Linked DNA regions of Homo sapiens: all the other regions are linked to region 2. The links are chromatin contacts, found by Hi-C or POLR2A ChIA-PET in ENCODE. All regions are on one chromosome and are shown on one strand. The core of a region is the stretch at or near the end of the contact, and the rest is flanking DNA. Distances in the headings are between cores, read along the strand shown. Region 1 has its middle 59 kb from the start of ZNF365. Region 2 has its middle 190 kb from the start of ZNF365. Region 3 holds the start of ZNF365 (zinc finger protein 365).

Region 1 (4,165 bases), core at 948-3,447, 130 kb after region 2:
TAACATTCTGCAGCATTTAGGGTGGAGAGCCTTGCACTATTCCAGATCTCTAACCTTTTTCATCACTTAAACCAGAGCTAGTGTTGAATACAAAAGGACTCAGATAAATATATCTCAGGCATGTGTGAGGCAAAAAATGAAACCTTCTTCTTGGGAGTATTATTCAGAAGGTTAAGTTTATCAGAAAAAAATTTACCTCCAAACGCTAGACCTGGGTGCTGGTCTTGCCATTTCCTTCGTCAGTCCTTTATCCTCCCTGGACCTCAATTATTTCACCCACCAATGCAGAGACACATGCTCATCTGTGAGTGAAGAAGATCATGTCTAAATAGTCCTTCCCAAATCTCAGCAAGTCCTATAAACTAAGATCTTTCTTAGTCTGTCATTAGCCAGTCATTCTTTAAGTTGGTTTCTCTATTTAGTTTCCAAAATACCCCTTTCCACCCTCTGAAATGGTCTTATTTATTTGTCAGATTTTATTGTCTATCTCTGCTTCTGGAATTCAAGCTCCATGCATTCAGGAACCCATCTTGTTCATTGCTGTATCCAGAGGGTCTGAAACAGTGTCTGATGCATGGGAGGATTCAAGAAGTAATGTTGAAGACATGAATAAATAAGTTTCCTCAATAAATAATACTGAATACTAAAAGAAGAAATGTATGATTGATGAGTTTTCACTCTTCTGAATGAGGTTATTCTAATGTCCCTTGTTAGCAGATGACTTTGTGAGAAGAGATTAAAACAGCTTAAGGAGGCTGCCCAGAGCTTGCACTCTGCAATGACAACACTAATTTTGTTCTGATTTCCAGTATACTTCCTTGCTTAGGGGAGAAATGTCCTATTTCACTGTCCTTCTGAGGCAGGCTTTCCTACTTCAAGTGGAGCCGGTTCCGTGCAGTCTTCCAAGTAGGTAAAGTCATTGACTGCTTTCAGTGCTTTCCCTGCTAGTCTCAGTCCCACCGACATCTAATTATATTAATATGCCAGAGAGAAAATGCAAGAAGGCTCTTCATTCTAGGATGAATGAATTGTTCAGGCCCTTCCTAAGAGGAAGTATCAATTTAGAGCAGGGACAACACACAGTCCTTGAGCACCTGAGGTTAAGTATACCCACAAACGTTTGTAAGCATTGTGATAAAGTTGCACATTAGCCCCACCAAAACCTCTCCACCCATCAGTTGATTTGTTTTTCATTTGATTGTTGTTTCTCCAATTTACAGGGAGAAAAAAAAAATAAGGTTTGCTGTGTTGAAGCACCACTGAGCAATCTTAGACCCGAAGCATATCTTACTGATTATCTAATTCAATGTTTCCCAAACTTGTCTGAACAAAAAAATCACCCAAGGTGCTGGTTAAAATATCAATTCTCAGGCCTCACCCTGCTGATTCGGATTCCGACAGGTTTGGGTGAGGCCAAGTGCATTCAGATTTTTTTAACACGTGCCCCAGGTGATCCTTATGTTCAAGCAGGTTTAGGAAACACTAACACACACATTTTCATTTACTAGCAGAAGAAACTAAGTCTGAGAAAGCCCTGAAAGTACATCTGGGTCACACAGCTCACTAAGAATCTTCAGTTCCTGGACCTGGATTCTTTCCCTTGTACCAGCCTGCCTCCACTAAATCTCCATCCCACTAAAAAACTATAAAAATACACACAAGGAAACTAAGCACCCCCAAAACGCCTTAACTTCCTCTGTATTTCCAAATGAAAATGTTAGCTGACTTATTTCAATATTTCCTTGTTGTGAAAACATTTTTTTTAACTCCAATCATAATGTGTGTTTGGCCTGGATTGGGGTCCAGGATTTAAAGGCAAGCTCTACCGATGCCATCTCAGGATGCTCTCAACCTGACTTGGAGCTCTGTGGAGTTGACCTTCTGCTTCTTAAATCCAAATCTGGATCGTCATCAAGTATCACTTGGTTTATCTGGTGAGTAAAGAATCCAGCGAGGTAGGTGTTCAGAGCCACTTTTTCATCATCAGGAACTAAAAGCAATTACTAATCTGTTTTCACTAATGCAGTCCATCTGTGCATGAGCAATTTGTGTGGTTTTCCTAAGAAGGACATCATATTCTCTGTTTTTTTAAATGCTTAATACTTGCAATCAGAGGGACAGAAATATCCAGCCAGCCCCAATTCTTATAAAACAGAGCTGAAAGCAGGTGATTCAGCTGACTTTAGATGACTCAGCCCGCCTCGATGGCCAAAGTTGGTGAGTCATTTGTCTACTGTCTGAGAGAATTCATTTCAGGAACCCAAATTTCAGGGGCCTCCAAAACTCATTAAACTGTTTAGTAACTCATTACTTCTATTGGAGTTATTGTAGCCTTTCCTTTACCTCAGTTTTTATTCCTGTTCAAACAAATCCAAATCAAACTTCATATCAAGCAGTAGGTTCTACAAGGAACAGTCCATGATCTAGGATGAATTTGAAGTTCCTTTTGGTTTGATTTCCCTGATAATCTGAGTTTTTAGGGAAAACCCAAAGTGTGGAGTGGTTTTGCTGTGGACAAATCCTTAAGTTTGTTAAATCTCATGATAAATGAAAAGTGAGAGGAGTTAATGCCTAATTTGGGTTTACTGGGAAAGATCTCCATGTACATTTTAGGGCTTTCAAGAGAATATTCTGGGGACTGAAACTTTTTCATATTATTTGAGATAAAGAAGTGGTCTTCTTCCTGATTTTCATCAATCTTACTGATATATTTGGAAATCTTTTAGGGCCTGATACTTATCCTAATTGGCTCTTGCAAAATTGCCCGTCTTCTGTCATTATAATAATGGTAATAGTTGCTATCATTTGTTGTGCATTTACATTTTACCCAACATCAGGCTAAACTGAAAATATGGAGGTATTAATATACTCACAATGGTCTTAAAAGGCAGTGGTCTTTTAAAAGATTTCAAGGTATTAATTGTTTAAGTAAGGGGCTTAGAAAAAGAACCCAGGAAATGTCAATGGTCAATCCATCTGTGCTAGGTTTGTAAATACTAAGGTACCCATTTCAGTGAAATTCTTCCTGGAAATCAGACTCCAAGACAGAAAAACAGAAGTCCCTCAAACTATAGGAGCAGCCCTGACCTGCTGTCATTCCTAAGGTTGCTTCCTGCTATGGAAGATTGAATTCAGGGTTGAATTAACAAAGTATTGGCTCAAATTACTTCTGAAGCACATGAGTAAAATGTCTGGGACCAAATGATGGAGACAATATGGGAAACAAGAAACTGCTCTCCTAAAAACTGCTCTCCTAAAATATCTTATTTGCCCCTCAGCTCCCAGCAATGCTAATCCGGACAAAGGCTGGACCCCTCACCTCCAGAGCCCATGTTCACAGGGCCACGGCTTGCAGGTTTAACCTGCATCCACTCATGAACAATACTGCTGGAAGTCTCAAGTGGCAGACAAATCACAGTAAACCAGACTAAAAAATAGCTTAAACATCTTCCAACACTTTATTTTTACAGATGTGAAAGCTGGGATCCCAAAAAGTGATTTGCCCATGCTCACAGTATGTTTTTGTGACCAACTGTAAGTTACCTCAGGTCTCTCATTCTTCTTTCAATACCAAACCCTGCCTTTGTCAGTTTTGGATCTCAATATCACTATTGGAGTTTCTATTTGCATTGGGTACTTTAAAAAAAAAAAGGCAAACAAACAAACAAACAAAAACCCAAATGCTATTTAAACCTCTCTACTTAAAATGGCAGACTGGAGAACTTATCAGATGGCTGTTTTTAGGAAAATCTTTCTTAAAATAATACCCATTCTTATCCTATTCTTATATCCAGAAGCTCATCCTCTGTCTTGCTTTGTCTTTGTCAACAAAAGATTATTTTGTTGTGCAAACCCTTTTGCCTAGAGGCTCATCATAAACATTCACTCCCAGAAATATACTGAGATCTGCATCGTGGCATTGGTTGGAACCATCAAAAATAGGGTAGACCCATCAGTAGGAGACTGGTCAAAAAAGATGCATTAGACTATGCATTAGACTATTAACAGCATTAGACTATTAACAGCATAGACTATGTTGCTGTTAAAAAAATAAGAGGAAAGATCTCTACTTATTGATATAAGCAAATGTTCAGGATATGATATGAAGCGAAACAAGAACAGGATGCATGTATGTAGGATGATTCTGTGTGAGTTTGTTAAGTGT
Region 2 (4,222 bases), core at 1,493-3,992:
AAAATAACAGAATCAAGTAGTAGTTAAGTGTGTGGGCTCTGAACCTAGTTTAACCCAGTTTGAATCTCTACTCTGCCACCTACTAGCTGTGTGATCTTGGGAAAGTTTCTTAGTCTCTGTGAGCCTCAGTTTTCTGCTCTGTACAGAGTAAAGCATAAAAAGTACCATGTACTAAAATAACTAATGGAAGAAATAAATGGTGGCATAATAAAATAATGTACATGAAGCTCCACATACAAGTCCTTGCACATAGTAATAGCTCAATAAATTGTAGTTATGATATGGTCCAGCCCTATCATTTTACAGATGCAGAAACTGAGGCTCAGAGTAATTGCAGTAATTTAGGGACAGAGTTAAGACAAGAACTTAGGACTTCCGAATTCCAGCCCAACACTCTATTCAGGGTAACTTACCATTTGCCACTTGCCCTATAATTTGGATTTTTCTAGCATATAATTTATGAAAACTTGGATAGTAAACTTTCATGAAAATTGGGTTTCAAGTTGAATATAGTTGGGTTATTGAGTAGGTAACTCACTTATGAAAAGGACTGTTTTTAAGTCTTTAATAGTATTATTTAATAAATCAACTACAAATATTATTTGTGAAGTAGTTACTAGTCATTCTTAACTGTTTAATTGAAAGATCCTATTCTCAGCAACACTAATTAGAGTGTTGATTACATCAATTTGAGCTGCGGTATACATTTATGCATTGTAAACACTGCATCTTATTGGGTCAAAATTAGAGTCGTCAGGTGCTAAGAGGCCCTCTAGCCATAAAGCCCTATACATACAGGAAATGACTATCCCAAGGTGTCCCTAATAGGGCCAGTCATCTCTTAGGGAGTAATGTCAGTGAGACCAAAATTATTACACCCAACACAGCCAGGTCTATGTTTTAACTCTTGTGATCGTAAAAATGTGCTTTGAGCTCTCAGATAATCTTAAATCCAGCATATACATAGTGCCTAATATATTCCAGAAGTTATGGCCATCATTGGTCAACCTACCAGTTCCTCACACTTTTCAGTAATAGATCCTGGAGATGTTGTACCTTTGTTTACTTTGCAGTAGAAGCACAGTCAGATTCCAGGTAGTTTACCTGGTCCAGATGGGAGCCAGTTGCCTTGGACCCAATAGGTACTTGTGCTATAGTTTGAGTTGCAAAAGTGAAAGATGTTTAGTAATTCACTGATGTCAGGAGTGTTGATAAAAGCGATTGAAATTTCACTGTAGGAGATGATTGTACAGGGAGTATGCTCAACAGGAAACTTCGTTGCAATAGAAGAGAAACAGAGAGCTGGAAGAATTTTTTTCATGACCATGTGACTCCAGATTAAAAATGGATTAGGATAAGTTAGGTTACAAGAGACAGCAACCTTCTTGAGAAGAAAGGGGAATTGTGTGGGCTTATAAACCCACAGGAAAATGGGATGGGGTGCTGAAATCAGGCACTGGAGGGCTACTGACTTTCTCTAGAATTCATTCGCACACCAGCTTTCCCACAAGGCTGGATCCCTGTCAGCTACCAGCCATAGGTTCATAGCCTTTACAGCCTTGGGAACAGAGAAAAGAGACCCTCTTTCCCATGCTGCAGTTGAATAACCTGGGGAAAGACTCTAAAAGGCCTGATTTGAGTCACACATTCAACCATAGATGATTGTCATGGCCAAGGATGTGAGTTGCACTAGAAATGCCCAAAAGAAAGGGAGTACCATTATGAGCACGGAAAATTGTCCACCATAGCTAGCATTTTATAGAATGCTTTCTTTATGCTGGGCACATGTATGCTCACATTTACTTCTAAAATAAGAACCATGATCACAGGAGGTGTCTGTAGGGTCACATTAGATTGTTCTGAGGGGCAAGAGGGAGGCTGCCTGGACGAAGGGGAGCCCTAAGTCACCAATGAGAATTAAAAGCTGGACCCCACACTAGGGTACCTCCTCCTTTCATCCGAATAAACAAGAACAAAAGTGGACCCCAAAGGCAATCCCCTTCACTCACCCCATCTATCCCCAAATGCCTTTCCCAATTGATATGGGTTCAGGATTCAAGGGGTCTGAAGCTTGTATAAGTTGGGGATCCCTTTTTAAGTAAAAGAATATTAAAACATTTTACTTTTGCAAATTTTACAACATATAACCATGTAAACACAATGTTAGTGCCCCTTAGCTGTGTCTATCTAAGAGGGGAGTCTTGAAATATAAACCTCACTAGTTTCATGATAAATCTGCCTCTGGTAAGAACCTCATGGTTCTTGTCCATTTAAATGGACATGTGTGGTTTCAAATACCAAATTTTCTTCTAGAACACTACCAAGAGGACCCTTCCCCACTGGCACTTGTCTTTCAAGAACTTCCATAATTCAGGTTCTTAACTAATTTAGATTGTCCTTCTACCTCAATTAACTCAAATCCTGAAAATGTATCATTTTTTATAATTATTTAATTTTGACTCCCAGTCATCCTTCAGGTGAATTTTTTTTCTTTAACAAAATATGGCCTCTGGCTAGAGAGAAATGGGCTTGAGAACAATGCTTATTCCAAGGCAAACCCTTTGGCCTCAGTGTCATGGGCTTGAACCTGATGTTCCCAGTCACGGCATTGCTGAAACTGATAGTCTAGTCATGTAGGGGATTTTCCTGACTCCGTGTCTGTCTCCCCATGGCTGTTTATTTGTACTGCTGTCTGCTTGAGTTTGGGACACTGACCTTATGAGCTGCTTCCCCAGCCCAAGCCTGTAGCCAGAGAACTAGGAGTTTCCCTCTGGCACTGCTTATGGCCAATTGGAAAGATCTGGCAATCAATTCACTGTGGAACTGGCTTGGGGTAGGGAGAGGGGGAGGGGACTTTAGAGTGGAAAGCAGAAAGGAGAGAGAACAACGAGAGAGAGAGAGAGAGAGAGAGAGAGAGAGAGAGAGAGAGAGAGAGAGAGAGACAGAGACAGAAAAGAGAGGCTTTTAAAATCAATGCCAAGCCAGCTGTGGCTCTGGACAGCTGAGTCATAGAGGATTAGGCAGTTCAGTTGGAAAGCAGACTGTGCATACTAACTCTCGGTTTCCAGCTGGAGCGGGGGATAGTAAAATTTTAAAAATTAAACAAAAGAAAGCCACAATTTAATCTCAGATAGCACTTCATTCTGAGACTCCCCGTGGTCAGAGGTGAAGGACAAGAAGCTAGTCTCATTTTTCTACAAACGAGACTCAGTCCTCATGTGGTTAAGGCAAGAATCTCTTAGAGAAACCTGAACATTGCCGTTTCGTTTTTTGAATACATAAATTACAGTAATTGCTAGAAGATGCTGGCTGCTGGCTTCTTATTGGAGTTAAAGGTTGTCTTCAAATGTCGGCCACTGAGTCACAAGTTCATAATCAGCTGTGCTGTGGCCGGATTTGGCAGTTCCGCTAGGCACAGGAAGGACATTATTACAGAAATAATTGGAGGGATGGTTGTATGTCTAAAATTTAGCCAAAATGAAAATACAAATTATTTCCAAATGATGTTAAGGGAGATTTGAAAGGAATCTAAGAAGCATAGATATGGGCAGAGTGAAGCACCACTATCCTGGGCAGGGAATTCACTCCAGGTAGAATAAGGTGTGCCCCCTCACAGTGGAGTCTACTCCTTATAGTCATCACTGGTTCACTGAAATTGTGAAACAAGGACAATCTGCATGGAATCTATCAACCAGCTTCTCTCACCTGTCAATTCTGCTGCTAGCAAGAAGGCTTGTATCCATCCTGCCTGCCCAAAGCTCTAAATAACCCACAGGCCTACTCTTTCTGCTTCCAAGCACAGAGTATGGGAGCATTTCAGAAAAAGTCACAGGGCCATGCTGACAGAATTTTTTACAAATCTATGCTGGTAAGATTTAGCTAGGCCCAAGGCTGGGCTGGCCAATGATCTTTTTATCCATCTCTTCTTAATGCTGGTCTTATTCCCACCAAGGGATTTCTCCCCTTGTAGCCATAGAGGAGACAGATGAAAGGAGTGTGTGTGTGTGTGTGTGTGTGTGTGTGTGTGTGCGCATAATAAGGAGATAAGCACCACTGCCTCCTCTCTGCTGGTGATCTGGGCACCCCTTGGCCTGAGGCCTCTGCTGCCATCTTTTTCTCTTCTCTCTGACTCCGGATCTTGTTTTGCTCTAGGCTAGTGGTTCTCCACTCTGGCTGCACTAGAATCACCCAGGCAGTTTTTGAAAAGTACAGACACTGGGGC
Region 3 (4,480 bases), core at 10-2,509, 190 kb after region 2:
GGGTCCTAAGACAGCAAGCTCAGGACCTATCCTCAAGTACAGGAAAGATTACTCAAGCTATGCACAGTGGCATTAAGCCTGCAATCAGCTGAAAATTTTTCACCCTGAAATTTTTGCCTTTTTTTCCTTCAGGTATTGCTGTGATGACATAAACCAAAGTGCTAATCGTAACAATAACAGACCCCATACGTGAGTTTCACTGAAACCTGGGGACCCAATGTGTCAAATACCATTTGGCATAAGTGGGGCCATGGCCAAGATTTTTATTATAATAGAGTGTTCTGGACGGATTTGTCTTGTCTCAGATGCTATTTTATATGACAACCTCTAGGGATGGTCAGTGTGTGAACCAGGTAGGTATCAGCATACTCTCTTAATAACAGGAAGTTCTGGTTTCCTTGTAGGAATGCATTATCTTCACCCTAGCAACAGATGACTGTTGGCAACCCAATTCTGCAAGCAGTGCATATCTTCTATTCCTCCATGAAAGGTTTCTACTTAAATGTAACAAGCATTGGACCCGAAATGAGGGAGCCCAGCTGGGGTCTTTGGGTGAAAAGTGTCCTCAACCTCTTCAAAAGCAGAGGTGCAAATGGTCCCCAGGCAGCGAGGCAGGCAAGGCTTCTAGGTGAAGCCCCCGGCCCCCAGAGAGGGGAACCTCTTCCTGTGATGGGTACACCGGGATGTTTAACCACTGGTTTTCTGGGAACGAGATGCAAACCCTGGCTCAGCATAGGGCCAAAGACGCTGACAAGAGGTAAGGAAAGGGGAAGTCAGGATTCTAAGGGGGCAATGGGAAAAGGGTGGCATTTTGGATGGGGAAATGGGTAATCACACACTCCAGAGCACGCAGGCTTTTATGGGCCCAGAGGAAACCCAGTCCACTGGGCTGATGAAGAGCCCTAAGTGACTCTGCCAGAGAAGGGCAGGCTGGCAATGACCCTGCCCCGGGGTCCCAGCTCTCCCCGCCCCCTCTCCGCTGCGTGCCAGCCCACGGGTGCCAGAGTGGATTCGTGTGCACATGAGTTCCTGCTGGTGGGGGCCGGGAAGCCGGCTCTCCCAACTCCCCGCCATGCTGCGGGCTCGGGGACCCCCTCCCCAGCCCCGGCCACCCCGGCAGGTCCCCTCCGCCGAGCCGCGGGCGCAGATGGCCGGCGGCCGCCTCTTACCCGACTTGTTGCTGCTGCTGCTGCAGCCGCCGCCTCCGGTGCTGATGCTGCGGGAGCGAAGCGGTTTTCAGCAGAGCCGTAAATCAGACTGAGCCGGGCCGGCTCCCACTCCCCGCCGCACCTCCGCGCCGGGACCGGCGGCGTCCAGGGCGGAGCGAGGCGCGGCTAGCCAGCGGGGGCGGCGCTCGCGGGCACCGTGGGGCACCGCGCCGTGGGTGCGGGGGTTCCGGAACGCCGCGGCCCAGGGCTGCCACCTCCGCGGGGAACACCCTTGCTCTGCCCAGCTGGCGGGAGCATCATCTGCCCCCCCGCCACCCAGCCGGGAGCCCGATCCGACTCAGGATTACACTGACATCACTGCGAGAGATGCTGGGATCATTCCCCGGGGGAGGGAAGGAAAGACGCGTGTCAGCCTCGCAGTCGCGGCGCTTTCTGCAGGCCCTGGCAAGCTTTTTTGCACTAGTTTGGGGGGAGCGGGAGAGTGTGGATGAGGATGCAGCATAGCTGGGCATCTTCTTTGAAAATCTACCCGTTGGAAGGTCCGGGTATTTAATTAGGACCTCTTCATCCCAAGCAGCAGGGCGAGAATGTCCCAAAATAACTAACCCAGAGAGTACACTCCAGCCTTCCTAGCCAAGTGTCCTGAGGCTACGTTAACAGGCAGAACTAAATCTAGTAAAGTGCAGGGATTAATGAACAAACAGTTAAAGCAACAAGATCCCTCACCTACACCCCCATTTCTGAGGCGGACGCCCCTTTCCCTGGAGAAAAAATTTGTCCTCCTAAAGAGGGGATGTCCTGAAGAGAAGACGGCAAATCATTCCTTCTGAAGGACTCTGATGTCTCAGCTTGCTGGGCTTTTGCTTTTTTTTTTTTTTTTTTTTTTTTTTAACCTGTTTTGGTTTACCCCTACTGTAACTCCTGAAATGTGAAACCTAGATAAAAGTTACTGCTGGGTTTTCTTGTTCAAAGAAGAGAAGAGATTCTGTTCATCTGTAGACAGTTAATGCATCCTCTTGACTTCTCAGGGTGTCTTTTCTCAAGGCTTGCTGTTACTCATTTCAACACCCGATTTTATTTTAACGGTAAAGAGCTCAACAGTTATCTTAGTTGAAATTTTGTTTTGTTTTTGACAAATGAAAACAAATGAATTGCTTTGTTTTTTCACAAATGAATTATCACATCAAATGCAATGAAGATCCCAAGCTCTGGCATCAGACTTGATTCAAATCCTGGTTCTAGGGCCTGGGTCAAGTAACTAGACTTTTCTGTTCCTTCAATTCCTCATCTATGAAATGAAGATAATCAAGACCTACCTCTTAATATAGCGGTGGATCGAATGTGCTATGATGATGGAGGTAAAAACCCTGCCTGACAGGGACACACACTGATAAAGTCAGCTGTTATCGTTGTTGCTACTTCATTTATAATTATTATTAATTCCATAAAAAAGGGGCCTACACACATTTAAAAAGCAGGAAGGAGAAGAGGAATTAATATGTACTAACTTCTACGTAAATGGAGATAGGCTATTGTGCTGGGGTGTGTTTGCTTTGAAAATATTATATCTCATTGAAGTTACTTTTTGACTCGCTCTCAAGACTATTCCAAGAATCAATTTATTTAGTACAAAATCTTAAAGTCTGAAAGATACACTCATTGGAGTGCCAAGTTATCTCCGTCATCTTGTGAGGTGCCTGCAGGTTAACCTCTTACACCCACTGCCTTCATGGCAAAACATAACAAAAGCATGCTCTGGTCCTCCCTTCCCCCCCGCCCCTTTTTTTTTTTTTTTTTTTTTTTTGAGACGGAGTCTCACTCTGTCTCCCAGGCTGTAGTGGCGCGATATCAGCTCACTGCAACCTCTGCCTCTTGGGTTCAAGCGATTCTCCTGCCTCAGCCTCCCTAGTAGCTGGGATTACAGGTCCCTGCCACCACCCGGCCAATTTTTGTATTTTCAGTAGAGACGGGGTTTTGCCGTGTTGGCCAGGCTGGTCTTGAACTCCTGACCTCAGGTGATCTACCGGCCTCGGCCTCCCAAAGTGCTGGGATCACAGGCGTGAGCTACCGCGCCCAGCCAGCTCCTCCCATTTCTTAGACAGCTGCTACTTCTTTTTTGGTCCTAAGTTCCTCCCCTGTTAAATGAGAGGATGGAGATTTTCAAAGTCCTTTTCTCACCCTAAAAATATAAAATATTATCAAATAATTATGGAGAGGTTATTCTGTGCAGGGCCTAAAGCTGAGTATTGTGGGAAATTCAACTTGGTCAACAGGCATTTAGGACCTTAAGTGGTTCTCAAAGTGTCACTTGTGTATACCACCAATTACCTCATTTAATCTTTGAACACCTGTGAGGTAGGGAGGACCTTGTACACTCAGTTCTAGCCACCTTGGCATCCCTTTACTTAAGAGCCCTGCTTTTTCCCGTCTCTAGGGCCTCTTTATCTGGTAATGCCTACTCATCCCTCAGAGCTCATCCCAAGTATGCCCTCTCTGAGGAGGTCTTCCCTGACACTCCTGGACAAGGTTAGTGCGTACTAGGAAAATTTATTATGACAGGATTTGTCACAATAATTCTATGTGCTGGGTTATGGATGTAGTTGTCTGTTTAATATTTATGTCCACTGTTAAGTTGTAAGCTATGTGAGTCAGGGTCCTTGTCTGTCTTACTCTCCAGTATATTCCCAGGACTTAGCACAGTGCTGATCAAAGTGCTCAAAAAATATTTGTTAAAAGAATGAATGCTGAAGAAATAAATCCCCTTTCTACATAGGAGGAAACAGGCCCAAAGAAGTTAAGTAACTTTCTCAAGATCACAAACCTAGAACACATTACAGCCAGGATGGCAAACCCTGGGCTTTTAACCACTGTACTCATTGGCTTTCCAGTTTTTGATGAAGAAAATAAAGTTCTAGGAAGTAAAGTGACTTGCCTAAAGTCATATAGGTAATAAAGAATAAAATCAGGGTTAGAGTTCATGTCTTCAAACACTGATGTTTTTCTATGCCACATTATGCTGTTTTACTCTGCCCTCCAGGCACTTACAACTAGTGGAATGAGAACAAGGCATATATATATGATAGATATATGAGATATATATCATATATATGATAGATATATGAGATATATATCATATATATGATAGATATGAGATATATATCATATATATGATATATATATGAGATATATGATATATATATCATATACATGATATATATGATATATATATCATATACGTGATATATATGATATATATATGATATATATATCATATATATATCATGTATATGATATATGATATATATATGATA

What was found. Hi-C counts contacts between places; a loop is a spot of excess contacts on that map. ChIA-PET counts read pairs that join two places held with the same protein, here RNA polymerase II (POLR2A). Pooled maps may share reads with other maps.
Region 1: a loop to region 2 is called in a map of left cardiac atrium, with 2.4 times the contacts of the local background. The contact joins two enhancer-like sites. A Hi-C loop is called at or near these places in 11 of 168 maps with a recorded cell type or tissue (Caco-2, Calu3, GM12878 and 7 more), 20 of 37 single-sample maps with no recorded cell type and 13 of 50 pooled maps. POLR2A ChIA-PET finds 5 or more read pairs at or near these places in 1 of 52 experiments (GM12878).
Region 3: a pooled map shows a loop between it and region 2 (3-fold over the local background). The contact joins the promoter of ZNF365 here to the enhancer-like site in region 2. A Hi-C loop is called at or near these places in 1 of 168 maps with a recorded cell type or tissue (cardiac septum) and 4 of 50 pooled maps. POLR2A ChIA-PET finds 5 or more read pairs at or near these places in 2 of 52 experiments (A549 and OCI-LY7).

What each region holds. Positions count from the first base shown.
Region 1 is chr10:62,431,348-62,435,512 of GRCh38, reverse strand. It overlaps a transcript of ZNF365 not described here. Among named protein-coding and RNA genes, the nearest start is that of ZNF365, 59 kb to the right of the region's middle. Within about 2 kb of position 2,197, at least 7 of the 41 ENCODE cell types and tissues checked have a DNase peak (open chromatin) inside an H3K27ac peak, as active enhancers do.
Region 2 is chr10:62,563,136-62,567,357 of GRCh38, reverse strand. No RefSeq gene overlaps it. Among named protein-coding and RNA genes, the nearest start is that of ZNF365, 190 kb to the right of the region's middle. Within about 2 kb of position 2,742, at least 18 of the 41 ENCODE cell types and tissues checked have a DNase peak (open chromatin) inside an H3K27ac peak, as active enhancers do.
Region 3 is chr10:62,371,148-62,375,627 of GRCh38, reverse strand. It overlaps ZNF365 (zinc finger protein 365), which reads right to left and starts at 1,259. Exons shown (of 5, transcript NM_014951.3): 1 at 1,170-1,259. LOC283045 (a long non-coding RNA gene) reads left to right here and starts at 501. Exons shown (of 4, transcript NR_104162.1): 1 at 501-757.